Regions from separate parts of the Homo sapiens genome. Here region 2 is linked to region 1. A link is a contact called in ENCODE Hi-C or POLR2A ChIA-PET data. All regions are on one chromosome and are shown on one strand. Each heading gives the region's core, a stretch centred on a gene start or an enhancer-like site at or near the end of the contact. The rest is flanking DNA. Distances are from core to core; before and after follow the strand shown. Region 1 has its middle 270 kb from the start of LINC00460. Region 2 has its middle 230 kb from the start of LINC00460.

Region 1 (6,969 bases), core at 452-2,951:
GCTTATTCCAAATGTGTCTTCTGCAATAAAGTTGTTCTTGATCATTCTAATCAGACATGATTTCTCATTCCTTTGCATTCCCATAGGACTTTGCACTGTATGATAACCTTTATCATTTTGCACATTATAATCTCATTTCTTAAATCCTGAGACTTGGTTGGTTTTTGGTTTTGCCTAGGGTAATAACTTGTCAATACCTATTTAATTGACCCGCTTACAGATATAATAGGGGGAGGATGGCTTCAAAGAGAAAACATACAAACTCATTTTTTAAAAGCCTGTATCTTTGAACACAAAGATGAAAAGTAAAATAAACATTAGCTCAAGAGGAGACCAGAGGTTGTAGAATATTGTATTGTCATGCCTGGAGAAAAATAAACACTCGATTTCCAGATTTTTTCACTGGGATTCTAAAGCATCAGAATAAAGCAAATCGACTTTAGGGGAAAATAGAGGTAGAAAGATAATGGGGTTCTTGCAAGTAATCCCCTGGAGGGTACAGGCAAAAAAGAAAGGTCCTTTAAGGAAACAGAACTTCGTAACAGTTATGGGTGTAATATTTACCATATGTCCCATATGTTTTCAAATTACAAAAGTGCAACTCTTTCCCACAGCGCATTTGCAAGTGGACCTGACAACCCCAGGCCACAGAAATCAAAGACGGTAATCTACCATAAATTCTGCCACGCTAGATGGAACGAATATCTGTCAGATTTTTTAACTTAAACTTCTCTTCCTTTAAGAAGGCAGCATCTGGCTCTAAACTGCACATTTAATTTAAAAATCCTTTAATAACAGCATTAATTCTCATCGTTTTGCATTCTAGCAGTCTGTGACAAGCAAGCATGCGCTGCGTGCGTCAGGCAACCAGACTGCAAAGAGGAGAGGAGGCTGGGGAAGCCGAGGCGAGAGTTCAGGGAGGAGGCCGGGGAAGCCGAGGCGAGAGTTCAGGGGGCACTGTTTGCCTGGAGCCCTGCTCCGAGATCAAATCAGGGGCCGAGGACGTGTGATAACGAAGGAATAAAAGTTAGAATTCTTTTTGTCTAAGCAGAAGATATCTTTCAAATAGGACAATGCACTTGAAGCTTATAAAAAGCAAACTGGGCCCTTAAGAAGGAGAACTCAGCAGTGGTGACAAAGGCCAAGAATCCTGATCTTTGGACACGAAGTTAGACTTGGCTTCAATTGCAATTTCTAATGATCTTATTTTTGTGCTCTCCCTTAACCCTGGCTCAGTGCTTATCTTTTTAAATGACTTGTTCCCTTTCGTTGAAAAAGCAAAACTGGGAACCTCTCACAAAGTAAAGGCCACACACCCTCTGTCCCCACCCTAGGGCAGGGCGTGCAAGGAGGGAGGTGCCCTACTAAGAACTGAGAATTTACTAAGAGTAAATTCCTCCCTAACGCTTAGCAGCCTGACTTAGGAAAGAGGGCAGGGTGGCTGTGATCCAGAAGCTGAGGGTGTCCCCAGAGATATAAGGAAGGGGATGTGCTGCAGTGACACACCTGGCTTAGGGGGAGAAGGCAGGAAGGGCAGAAACTAGCTGGGTTGGGGGGTGGGGAGGCAGGAAGGGAAACCGAGTTTGGAAGAAAGGGCCCCTTCTAGTGAGACTGAGTAAGCACAGAAAAAAAAAAAAGCCCCTGCTTTGTGTGGCCTCCCTAGAGCCTGGGGAATTTGCAGGAGATAAAAGGCCAGACATTTCCCCCTGAAGACTGCAGGGTAGCACCTTTGTTTGTGAATGGCACACACCCTGGGGTGGGGATTCCTTTGCGGTTGCCATGACGGCCTGTCACACAAAGTTACATGTCCTGCTCTCTCCTCCCTGCCGCCCCAGCTGTCTTAAAATGGCCTGGATTTTAACTTCTGCATTCAGAATGGAGGAACTTTGCTTCTTAGGGTTTCTAACGCAAATGACCTAATTTTAAAGTCCATTTCCCTCCGCCGGCCGAGCAAATCTACATGAAGGGTACCCTGAGAATATTTTATTTTTGTATTCAGTGCCTTTTCAAATTTTCTGTTTTATGTAAAGCTGTGTTTGGGGCATTAACAATGCATAACGATAACCACTTAACAAACACTGCGAAGGGAATCTGAAGTAGGTGGCCTCTAGGGTGGGGGAAGAAAGAATAGAAAGATAATTCTCTGAGACCGAAGAAATATTTCCCTAACTATGATTTCACAGTAAAAGTTTCCTAATAAAAAAATGTTGTAAAGGAGGGTCTTTTAAAAAGTGGTCTGTGGTCTGACCCCTCTTCAAATTTACTTTTATGACTAATGTTGGGTGACCAAGCAATTATTATACTACTGAAAAATCTCATTAACTGCCTGAAAAATCAGCCAGTAAAGTGGGCCATGTCTGGTTTCTGCTCAACCTCATAAAACCTTTGAAGTCCCATAAGCGACCACATAATGACAGTAGAACTGGGGATGCCTCGACAACCTTCTTTCCTTCAGTCCCTCAGCTCGGCTCTAGAAGGCAGGCCCTGAACACCAGGGATTTTTGCCCACTCTATTCACAGTGTCCCTGGCACGTAAGAGGTGCTCAGGAAATATTTGTTAAGTAAGAGAAATTTAATTATTGTGATATCTGAGGGATTAAAGCCAAAAGTTAACCATAATAATATCCTAGATGATTTGAGGAAAATAAAACATTTATGCTGGGAACTTTTTTTAGATAAGATGTTAACTTGTATTTTCTTTCCCTGCATATTAGATCCCTTTTCTTCTCTCTGTTGAAGCCAGTAGCATGGGCTGAGCCTGTTTCCTCAAGGGCTCCATAAAGTCATATCCCAGCAAAAAGCCTAGTATGGTGTTTCTAAAATTACCTAACCTTTGTTGCAGACAAAATATCCTTGCAATAATCACGAAGAGAGAAAGATTTTCTCAAGCCAAGAAAGAGATGGTCAAGGCTGGTTGGAGGCACGCTGGTAAGAATGGAGTTCTGTGGATCTTGGAGCAATGAATATTTGTCAGAAGCAGATCTTTGGGGCTGGCAAGAGCTCAGATTGGGGATGGTTACAGTTGGAGGAACCATGAGCAGCCTAGAGAAGACCCTTATGCACCAAGTGTGGTAGGGGAGCCCCAGAGTCAGGAGCGCCTGTCCTGTGGGCACAGTGAGCTTGAGACAGCTGTCTTGGAAGAAACATTTGAACAGGGCTTCACACTTCCAAGGTCTTGACCTTCCTCAGACCCCCTGAACACAGGTCTCAGAGGAGGGAAGGGGAAAGTCAAGATACACTGAGGTCAAATGGTCCTGCAAGGGTATTAGTCTGTTCTTATACTGCTGTAAAGAATTTATCGAGACTGGGTAATTTATAAAGGAAAGAGGTTTAATTGATTCGCAGTTCAGCATGGCTGGGGAGGCCTCAGGAAACTTACAATCATGGCAGAAGGGGAAGCAAACACGTTCTTCTTCACACGGTGGCAGGAATGACAAGTGCCACGCAAAAAAGGGAAACCGTCTTATAAAACCATCAGATCTCACGAGAACACGCTCACTATCACAAGAAAAGCATGAGGTGACTGCCCCCACAATCTCATCGCCTCTCACAAGGTTCCTCCCCCAACACATGGGGATTACAATTTGGATTACAATTCAAGATGAGATTTGGGTGAGGACACAGAACCAGACCATATCAGCCAGCTATGCAGGAAGGGGTCCCAAAATACCATTTAAATTAGCTCATAGAAAATATATTGCTCTTTCTTCTGGTACAACGTGAGTTTTTGAATGGAGATTTGCACGGAGTATACATTATTTTAAAGCAATGCATTTTAGAGCAAACACAGATATACTTCGTATTCATATGAATTTATAAAAGCAAATTCATACTTCAAAGAAACATCATGCTCCCTTGGGCTGTGACTTCTGTCTCACTCAACTATCGGTTCGATGAAGCAGAAACTGTGTTTTGCCTGTAATGTCTTCCCAGGGCCTGACACATCACCTCACTCAGAGGAGGTACCAAATATTTGTTGAAATAATAAATGAATGCATGACCTCCTCTGCATGCATTCAATAGAAAATTTTCAGATATTCTCAAGATGATGCAAAATATATGTACACACCAGGCACTATACCACTGTCTATTTTTAAAAACATGGTTTTCTTAGGCAGATGTGTATCATTAGCAGGTGTAACTACGAATGATCCTATGGGTCTGATGATATGAGCAGATTAAACACCCTCTCACATTCGTTTGCATTCTCTCTTGGAGCCAGACTCTGAATAAAACAAATATTAGCTCTCTGCCTTTTATATGTTGTTTTCTTCTTTAGGTTCTTTCCAGCCATTCTGTGTCCAAATGGCTTTACAGTAGTGTATCTTCAAGATGCCTATTCTTTATACTTTTACTTTCCAACCATTCCCAATCTGAGAAACTTTTTCTCATCCAGTGCATGTCAGTACCCGGTGAGATAGATATATTTGGTACGTATCAGTAGAGGCATATTCTGTTGCTTTCTTCTCAGCACAAATCATAATTAACACCTGTCAGACTGGAGACAGTGATATGTGTACTTTGAGCATGGCTGAAGGAAAGGGAAGACGTGGGTATAGTCAGGGATAGCATCAAAACTTTGTACTCCCTGCAAGGGCAGGGGCATCCCCAATCAGAGCAGCGACCACAGCAAAAAGCACAGCCTCCCCTTAAACTACCAGCACAGCCTCACTGGTGTGCACCACCTGAGCATCCCGCCAGGTACCCGTCATCAACCCAACTCATCACCTCCAACGGAACAACCAAGAGGTGCGGTGTTATCACGGGTACGGATCTGCTTCCCACCTTTCACCAGAATACCTCCATGGCCTCTCCCTCAGCCCATGTGTTGACTTTGCCTGTCTTCAGCTTTGCTGCTATTTTAAACTTGGCTTTCCTGGTCAGCCTGGTGCAATCAGACCACAGGCACGAACCCTTTTACGACGTACCTTCCGCCCAGCCCTTCCCCTTCATTCTCCTGCCTCCACCCCAATCCACGTCCTATCTCCTTGCACAAGAATGACTGTAACAGCTTCCATACCCTTGGTCTCTCTGCCCCTGGTGAGTCCATTCTTCACACCTCTTGGCGTTAGTCTAATTAAAACCCTGTCTGTTCTGTCCCTCTACTATTCAAAAGATTGTAGTGGCACTAATTGCTCTAAGGAAAAATTCCAAATTCTTTGGAAACTTTCAAAGCTCCATCTTCCATTCATTCAGGCAACAAGTTTTAATTGAGCAGCCACTGTGTTGCACATACACTTTTAGGTACTGGGGATTCAGAGAGGAAAAAGGACAAAGATCCTTCCCCGTTTTATGGAGCTTTATCTACTCAGTCAGGCCCTCACTGGGACAGAAACACATACCAAGCCCATGACTGTTTGGGGCTTTTGTTTGTCTTGTTCCCCTTTCTTTCTGACTCACTTTTAATACTTTAGAATTCATCAGTATCCTTGGAGCAGTGTGCCAACCTCCCCTGTGGAGCAGCTGCCATTCCCATGGGCTCCCTCCTCACAACAGACCTGTCCTACCAGGACCAGAAAAGAATGTGACCCTCCAGCTGACACTTTTTACCCCTTTTTCTTATTGTACTTAGGTTTTCATATTGCTTGTTGCTCCACTAAAGTATAAGCCTCTGCCCATGGGACACGGCTCTGTTGGGCTTGTTCTCTGCTCTGTATCCAGCAGCGAAAACAGTGCACAGCATGTAGTGTGTGTCAACAGATATCTGTTGAATAAGTCAGGGAAGGAAGAATAAATGCATTGCCATTCTTAAATGGCTTTTCTTGCATTAAATGATTGTATTCTAGTTTTCTGTAGGAATATCTATAGGTCATAATAATGATAGCTGATATTTATGGCATGCTTACTAAGTACCAGCCATTGTTCTAAGCAATTTTACCCATACTATTTTACTTCATCCTCACTACAATCCTTTGATGTGGGTTTTGTTATTATACCCATTGTAAAGAAGAGAACACTGAGGCACAGTGAGCAATTCACCTAGTCTAAGATTAAAATGCAATTGGTTCACCCACAATACAAGCTGTTCCCAGTATAATGGCATGTATATTCATAACCACCTTGTCTTAATTACCTTGGTGTATCATAACAAAATACCATGTATGGGTGGCTTAGAAAACAGAAATATATTTCTCACAGTTCTGGAGGATGAGAAGTCCAAGATCAAGGTCTTGGGCAACCTTATTCACATCCTGATGAGGGCCCTCTTCCTGGCTGGTGGATAGCCACTTGGCAAAGACAGAGAAAGAGAGAGACAGAGAGAGAGAGAGAGAGAGAGAGAGAGCACTCTGTTATTTCTCTTTATAAGAGCACTAATCCTAACACATTAGCACATCACCCTATGACTTCATCTTACCTTAATCACCTCCTGAGGTCCTAACCTCAAATCCAGTCACATTGGTGATTAGGGCTTCAGCATATACATTCTTTTGTAGAGGGTGAGCACAAACATTCAGTTCATAACACCGGTTCTCCCTTCAGCCCATAAACATTTCTCAAGCACCTTCAGTGGGTTGGCACTTGAGAAGAGGAATAAATCAAGCTAACTCTCCACCTTCAAAGATATCTCTTCCTAGGGGAGAAGACACATGAGCAAAATTTCAGTATAATGACAGAAGTTCTCTAATAAAATTATGAACCTATGTTCATAGCTATGAGCACAGAGGTGGAAGCACACCACCTGCAAAGGTCAGAGAAGTCTTTGCAGGGAGCCACATTTAGACTCTGTCTAGGGCAAGTGTGCCCAACCCGTGTCCTGCAGGTCACATGCGGCCCAGGGTGGCTTTGAATGTGGCCCAACACAAATCTGTAAACTTCCTTAAAACATTATGAGATTTTTTTTTTCTTTTAGTTCACTTACTATTGTTAGTGTCAGTGGATTTTATGTGTGTCCCAAGACAATTTTTCTTCTTACAATATGGCCCAGGGGAGCCAAAAGATTGGGCTCCCAGGTCTAGAGTAACATAGAAC
Region 2 (7,328 bases), core at 2,447-4,946, 44 kb after region 1:
GAAATGAACACTGTGTCCTCACTTGGTGGAAAGACCTAAAAGGGAAAAACTCACTCCTTCAAACTCCTTCATAAGGCTTTTATAATCCCATTCATCAGGGTAGGGCTTTCATTGCCTAATCACCTTTCAAGGGTCCCACCTCTCAGTATCATCACCTTAGGGGTTAAGTTCCAAGTTATGAATTTTGGAGGGACACATGCATTTAAACCACAACATTTTCTAAAAAGCTAAATTAGAAAATTGGGGCTGGTATTTGATTCCTGACACAACTTCTGTTCTCCTAAAACAGTGGACTTACACCTTATAGATCCTAACAGGTTCCTATTAAAGTCACTGGAATATTGGCTGGGCGTGGTGGCTCACACCTCTAATCCCAGCACTTTGGGAGGCCGACACGGGTGAGTTTCTTGAGGCCAGGAGTTCGAGACTGGCCTGGCCAACAAGGCGAAACCTCATTTCTACTAAAAATACAAAAATCAGTCTGATATGGTGGCATGGATCTATAATTCCAGCTGCTTGGGAGGCTGAGGCATGAGAATCACTTGAACTCGGGAGGTAGAGGTTTCAGTGAGCTGAGACGGCACCATTGCACTCCAGCCTGGGCGACAGAGTGAGACTCTGTCTATAAACAAAATAATACAATAAAATAAAACAAAACACCAGTGACCTAAATCTACACCAAACCCACAATTAAAATAAATAAATAAGTAAAGTCATTGGAATATTGAACCAACTTTATATGGAGTTGTGCCAGAGAATGCTCTTTCCTCTGAAGGAGGCCAACATGAATCTCCTCAAGTGCAGGGCTTTATTTTACATATAGAACCAACCATCTCACACGCCTCTCAACACCGGTTCCCCAACATGCCAATTTAAACTTTCATTTTCAAAGACACTAAATCAATAGATGCCCACTGAGCTTGTGACTGAACTAACTCCTAATAGAAGAAAACTTAAAAGGGTTGACAGGTGTCAATAGGTGCTGATTGACTTTTAAGAGATATATTAAAAAATGAGGGTGCCAATTTATTTTCTCTGCCAGTGACAAATAAGTTTCAATTCCCTTACAATACAGTTGCATCCCTTTCATACACCTTTTTGATTATTCAGGGTTTCTGTACCTCTCTCTTCTTCTGCTATTCTTTTTCTCTAGAACATCATAACTTCCCCAATGGATAAGAGTTATGTCTTTATCTTCTGCACTGAAGCCCACTTCTTGGAACTAAACAACATACCATGAGTTAACTTACTTATCTGGCAATATCTATTATGTTAAGTGTGAGAGCAAATCAAAATATTAAAAGTCTTCTTTATAAAGATAGTAAGTCACCTGGTGAAGGTTATATCTAAAACTATGCATAATAATGCGTGAATGTGACTCATATTAACATTTATAAATTTCTACCCTCTGAATGCCTATGTCTCCCCGAAATTTATAGGTTGGAATTCTAACCCTAAAGGTGATGGTATTAAGAAGTGATTAGGTCATGAGGGCAGAGTCCTCAGAAAGCTCCTTTGTCCCTTACACCAGGCCCCGAGGACTCCGCAAGAATGCACTTTCTACAAACCAGGAAGCAGGCCCTCGCCAGACACTAAATCTGCTGGCACCTTGATTTTGGAGTTCCCAGCCTCTAGAACTATAAAAAATAAATTTCTATTGTTTATAAGCCACCCAATTATAAAACAGCATCCAATTGGGATGCTGTTTTGTTACAGCATCCCAAACAGACTAAGATATAAATATACTATAAGCTCTTTCAGGGTGAGCGTATTATCTTTATTTGGGTTCGTGGAATTAAAAAAATACCTGGCACAGAGTAAGCGTTCAATCAACATTTGATTAAAAAAATAAATCAGCCATGTCTCCCACTATATGTTAAAGAATGACAGAGAATGAAATAACTTTTTTTCTGTCAAAGGGAAGATTTTTGAAGAATGTACAGCGGAAAAATCAGTGACAATATGAGCACAGAGCTGCTTGGCCTCTCTCTCATACTTGTCCAATTCCTCTGAAGATCCCCCAAGGGTCAGAGAGAAGTACTAAAGCTAGTTTGTATCTTGGGTGACTAAATTAATGGGCTATATGTACAGAGAACCAAAAAATAACATTTGAGATAGAAGTAGAAAATGTATAATAATTGCAGCTCTCTGCGATCATGGAAAACAATTGATTCAATCTTTGAAACGACTGATATTCATGACTTCTTTTCAAAGTAATTATTAAGGTCAGTTTCCTATAAATTATTTATGTAGTGAAATTCACAGGCACTGAAGTAATATGGAACTTAGAAACAATCCTATCATTTGCTACAGCTAAATTGCACCTTTTTAGTAAGTTCTTATATTTCCCCAATATTTAGAATTTGAACATCTTAGGGTGAATTATATATAATTAGGTGTGTCTATGTGCCTTCATTTTTAACCCATCACAGGCACATCCACTGATTGGCCTGTGATGTCTTAGACTGCATGTCACATCAAAAACCCTAGTTGAATTTGCCTCAACTGGAGAGAAAAGGAAAACCATTGTGTCCCATCAAGATGGTGCACCTTTTATCTTATGTCTTAGCCAATGACTCCCCTATTCTCAAATTAAGAGATCCTGACAAATTTGGGGTACAAACCTAAACATAGGTAAAATTTAAATTACAAATACTTCTACCTGGGGTCTTCAGTATTTTATAATTCCTTCTTAGAGCTAAGCATAATTTTAAGTGCTAATAATGAACAAAATTATCCTTATTGCTATTTTTATCCTTTTTTCTAATATCCAACTTCTAGCTGTGGGTTTTACATATCTGGCCAACAAAAAGTTTGAAGACTAATCACAAAAGCATGTATAAACACCAAGAGGTTTTAGCATGTGTATAGAATATGAATTTGGAAATGTTTACATATGCAAATATTTTGAGAGCTAGAATTTTATTCTTGGCATAGAAACTAAGGGTTTTTTTCTAAGCACATTGCTACAGAAAACCGATATCCTGGAGGGATTGTTTACTCGGAAGAGGCTTTGGGATAAGAGTTACACTAGCATTTAATGATGTTGATCTAATGTTATTTTATGGTTAAAGGAGCTGCAGAATTTTACCCTAAACTTTTACCTTTTATCTAACTGTCTTTTTTTTTCCACTTCTTTAATAGTAAAAAAAAAAAAAAAAAAAAAAAATTAAATTGTGGTATTATAACACAGAGTGCACTTCTTTCTCAGTTTCATTGATGCCAATGAAGGCAAAATGGAATGAAATGTCATACTGACTTGAGTCATTAAAAAAAACATGTAATTTTAGTGTTTAGTCAGTAAATGAATTCAATAATATTCACACACGAATCTTTGAAAGAGTCATTTGGATTGCTTTTTAATAAAATAGAGCTAAAGCCTCCAGCCCCAATGGCCACAGGTAAACCTCAAGGTTGCCATCAAAATGGGCTGCAGTCTCCAGCCATTGGGTTCTGTCATGAGATTTACCATCACTGTGTTTCCCTGTTTTGACTGATCACTAAATACCTGAGGTATTTTGTTTTATTCCCAGGCACTAATTTAATGCTACCTTTGAATGTTCAAAAAAAATTTGCTGGTTATGTATTTGATGTTTACCTACTCATATGTGAAAATAAATACTTGAGATTACATTTGTGAGCTACTGTTTGAACTGGGTTTTTCTGCAGGAAAACCTGCTCAACCGGTTTTACCAAATCCCTAGAAGAATGTTTTCTGATACAAAGAATGGATTGTTACACAGGACAAGATAGGTAATTATGAGATCATGAATAAGTTTGTCTTTCATTGTGAAAGTACATAAAATAGGAATAGAATGTGTGATTACTGATTACAGAAGTTCTTTTACTATGGAACTTATAAGAAAAAAAAAGGAAGTTACCTAAGAGGGCATTCAAAAAATGCTCAGCTTGTTGTAACCCAAGCTAATGAAAACAAGGAAATTTATAGTTAAGGCTGACTTCCAATACCTAGGCACCACAGGGTGTCTTTTAAACCACTTCCTTCATGTGGCCCTTTGAGTCCATGGATGGGAGGTCGGCTTAAACTGTGAATTTCTTTATTATTAGTTTCTAACACAACCTTAAAGTACTTTGAGTGTACTCTGAGACTTTCTGGTTAGTGCGTTTAACTTCCTCTCTTTAACAACATTGGTATCACCTTGATGGGCTAAGCTACCACAACTGAGATTCAATGATTGCCAAATGGAGATATTGCTCTAGTTTTAGTTCCAAGCCTGGTGGGTTTTCCTTCACTATGCAACACCACTGATCACCATGCATGGGGTTTTTCAGAAGTGACATCTTCATAAAATTTTTTTCCTGATATTAACTAACACACAATTTATTTCATAATGTTAACAAAACTTTTGGAAGGCTTTCAATATCCTTATTGTTTCAAAAACAAGTTCAAGAAAGATACCTTCTGTGTAAAATTACTGCTATGATTTACAAGAAAAGATCTTCTGCAGTCTTCTTTGTTAAGTTGAGAGGGTGAGATTCCATTGGTGACAGGGAGGAAACAACAAGGCTCCCCTTTCTCATTACTGTCCATTTGAAACCTCTCTCTACAGACTTTGATCCTTAGGTGGCTGCTCAAATAGGTCACATGGTGTTTCTGGTTAGATAAGGGAAGTCCTCCAGTCATTTTTAATAGTCCAGTTTCAGCAATTTTATTGTCCAACCAACGCAACTGTCAGAATCCTAAACTTAACTTGGAGTTCTTGTTTCCCTCCTTCTCCCTCCCACCCCTTGGGCCTGCTTTGTGGAGACCTACAGTGTATTGGAGCTGGGAAACCAATACCACCAAACTGTGGTCTTCATACATGCTGAACTGACAAAGAAGCCTCAAGGTCTCTCTGACCTTCCTCCATCCCCAACTATCTCTCCCAAAGCATAGGATGAAGTCATTCTCTGAAGCTCCCTTATCTGACTAAAGTCCAGACCTACCAAAGAAGAAAAAATTACCTCTGGTCCTCTCCATAAGTTTTCATTAACTGAACTAATTTCACAGGAAAGAGGACTAAAGTCTCTCAAACTTGAACAGACTTGTGTCACAAACCATTGTTCACTCTGTGGGCCCAACAGACTTTGATTCAGACCATCATAGGTTCTTCAAACTCATTGAATTCTCCCTAGGAATTATGTATTGCCCCTCAACAGAATTCCTCTTCTCCCCTCTCCTATAACCTGTTTTGCCAAGATCCAAGCCCCCATTCATTCTGTAACTTCAAGATGGTTTATAAGCTTCTGCACCCCAATGGGAGGTGGCTTCTTCATTCTGAATGCCCCTGTCACCCAAAACTATGATCAAATAAATTTCTGTGGCTCTTCTCCCATTAATCTGTCCTTGATGAGTTGATTTTCTAGCAAACCTCCTGAGGGTGAAAGGGGAACTTTCCATTTGCCTCTTATAAGTGGAAGCTTCTTCCTTTCAAAAACTTCTCCTTTTCTCACTTTACCCTGTCCCCACTAGGCGGCCTTCTGGCTCTTCCTGGATTGGAGTGGGCTTGGGGAAGAAGGAGAGGGGAGTGGACAGAAAACCTCTATGTTCTCTGGACTTTGCTCTCTGAACTTTGGGGCTCTTCCAGGATAACTCTTTTTGTCTTCGGATGCATTTGTGAGTTCTCTGGAGACACCACCTCAATGCATGTGTCCCATTATGTTCCTTTAATGAGGTCAACATTCTTTCTCTGGCTGCCACTTAACATACCACTCAGGTTCTGTATCAGTGACACCCCTCCAAGCTCTTTCTGCTCTTTCTGCTATCAGTAAGTGTGTGCTTCCAGATGGGGTCACTGTGACAATGACCTTCCAGCTGGTGCCTTCCCCAGGGCTCACCTCTGTTATTCTAGCTCCCCATGTAGCTATGGCCTTCAATGGGACAGGCTGCATGATTTGTAAGGCCCACTGCAAAATAAAAATGCAGGGCCTCTTGTTCAAACACTATTAAGAATTTCTAGGTGGTGACAAGAGACCATTAAACCAGGTGTGGCCCTTCTGGGTGTGGAGCAGTGTGTGACTGCACAGTCTCAGGCCTAGCTCTTCATGCTGTGACTGGTAGGGCTTCAACACCACTCCACAATGTCTCCTAAGACCTAAGTAGCTCCTTTGGAGCCCTGTTCAGTAAGCAGAGAGCCAGGAGAAACCCCCATGCCCTCTCTTTGGATTGAGGAGGCAAATGGTAAGTACTAACTTTCCTTAAGAAGAATGTGTTGAGCATACCAGCATCACTCTTTGCTACTGTAGGAGAGAAACAGTATTTTTCTCACCCATCTCAAGGTTCATGACTGAGGCCTTTACAATAAAATACAGATTAATAAGGGAAAAGCATAACACATTGATTTAATATAAATTTTACATGTGTGGCAGCCTTCAGAAATGAAGACTCCAAAGAAACAGGGCAACCTGTGTTTGTTTCTGCTTAGGTTGGAGGAAGAGGACAGAGTCGTGCAGAAGTAGGATTAGACAGAGGGGGATATGAGCTACCTGTAATAAACTGGGGGAGCTTAGCAAGGCCTGTTTGTTTAGAATCTTTGTATTAGTCCATTCTAGCACTGCTATTAAAAAACAAATAAACAAAAAACCCTGAGACTGGGTAAATGTGTAAAGAAAAGAGGTTTAATTGGCTCATGGTTCTGCAGGCCGTACAGGAAGCATACTGGCTTCTGCTATGCAGAGGCCTCAGGAAACTTAAAATCATGGCAGAAGGTGAAGGGGACGCATGCACATCTTATATGGCCAGGGCACAAGGAAGAGAGAGAAGAGGCAGGTGCTACATGCTTTTAAATGACTAGATCTCATTAGAACTTAATATTGCAACCAAGGGGGGTGGTGCAGAACCATTAGAAATGACCCCTGTGATGCAATCACCTCCCACCAGCCCCCACCTCTAGCATTGGGGATTACAATTTGAAGTAAGATTTGGGTGGGGACACAGACCCAAACCCTCAGTCTCCTTGGCATCTCCGTGTCTTCATTCCTTTCCTCCAAGTGTAGACAGGAGAGGACCCCAATGGAATAAGGGTCTTATGGGCAATGCTTCAGGAACAAAGGTCGAGGAGAAGGTGGGCTTCCTGTTTGTGCTGTTTCCTCATATGACAAGGTGCCCTATTTGGGAATAGCATGTCCTAAACCTTGTCACTACCTTCAAGGTGAGCCTTGAATCAGAGGTTGTCAAAAATCTTCTAAGCACTTGCCTAGTCTACACAGCCAGAGCTGTCTTCTAGCAGCTGCACCCAGATTCCTCTCCGGGAATCCCCCAGTGCACCACCCCCAGGCCACTTCCCTCCAGTGGCCATCCACCTGGCTCCCTATGGAGCATGCAGCCC

Evidence for each region. A loop is a pair of places that touch in the nucleus more often than their neighbours do. ChIA-PET counts read pairs that join two places held with the same protein, here RNA polymerase II (POLR2A). Pooled maps may share reads with other maps.
Region 2: a map of HCT116 shows a loop between it and region 1 (2.1-fold over the local background). The contact joins two enhancer-like sites. A Hi-C loop is called at or near these places in 7 of 168 maps with a recorded cell type or tissue (Caco-2, Calu3, HCT116 and 4 more) and 5 of 50 pooled maps. POLR2A ChIA-PET finds 5 or more read pairs at or near these places in 8 of 52 experiments (AG04449, BJ, GM12878 and 5 more).

Annotation. Positions count from the first base shown.
Region 1 is chr13:106,099,055-106,106,023 of GRCh38, forward strand. No RefSeq gene overlaps it. Among named protein-coding and RNA genes, the nearest start is that of LINC00460, 270 kb to the right of the region's middle. RefSeq lists an enhancer at 1,240-2,107. Within about 2 kb of position 1,702, at least 6 of the 41 ENCODE cell types and tissues checked have a DNase peak (open chromatin) inside an H3K27ac peak, as active enhancers do; they include HCT116, PC-3 and PC-9, where a contact is called at or near this core.
Region 2 is chr13:106,140,680-106,148,007 of GRCh38, forward strand. No RefSeq gene overlaps it. Among named protein-coding and RNA genes, the nearest start is that of LINC00460, 230 kb to the right of the region's middle. Within about 2 kb of position 3,697, at least 7 of the 41 ENCODE cell types and tissues checked have a DNase peak (open chromatin) inside an H3K27ac peak, as active enhancers do; they include HCT116, PC-3 and PC-9, where a contact is called at or near this core.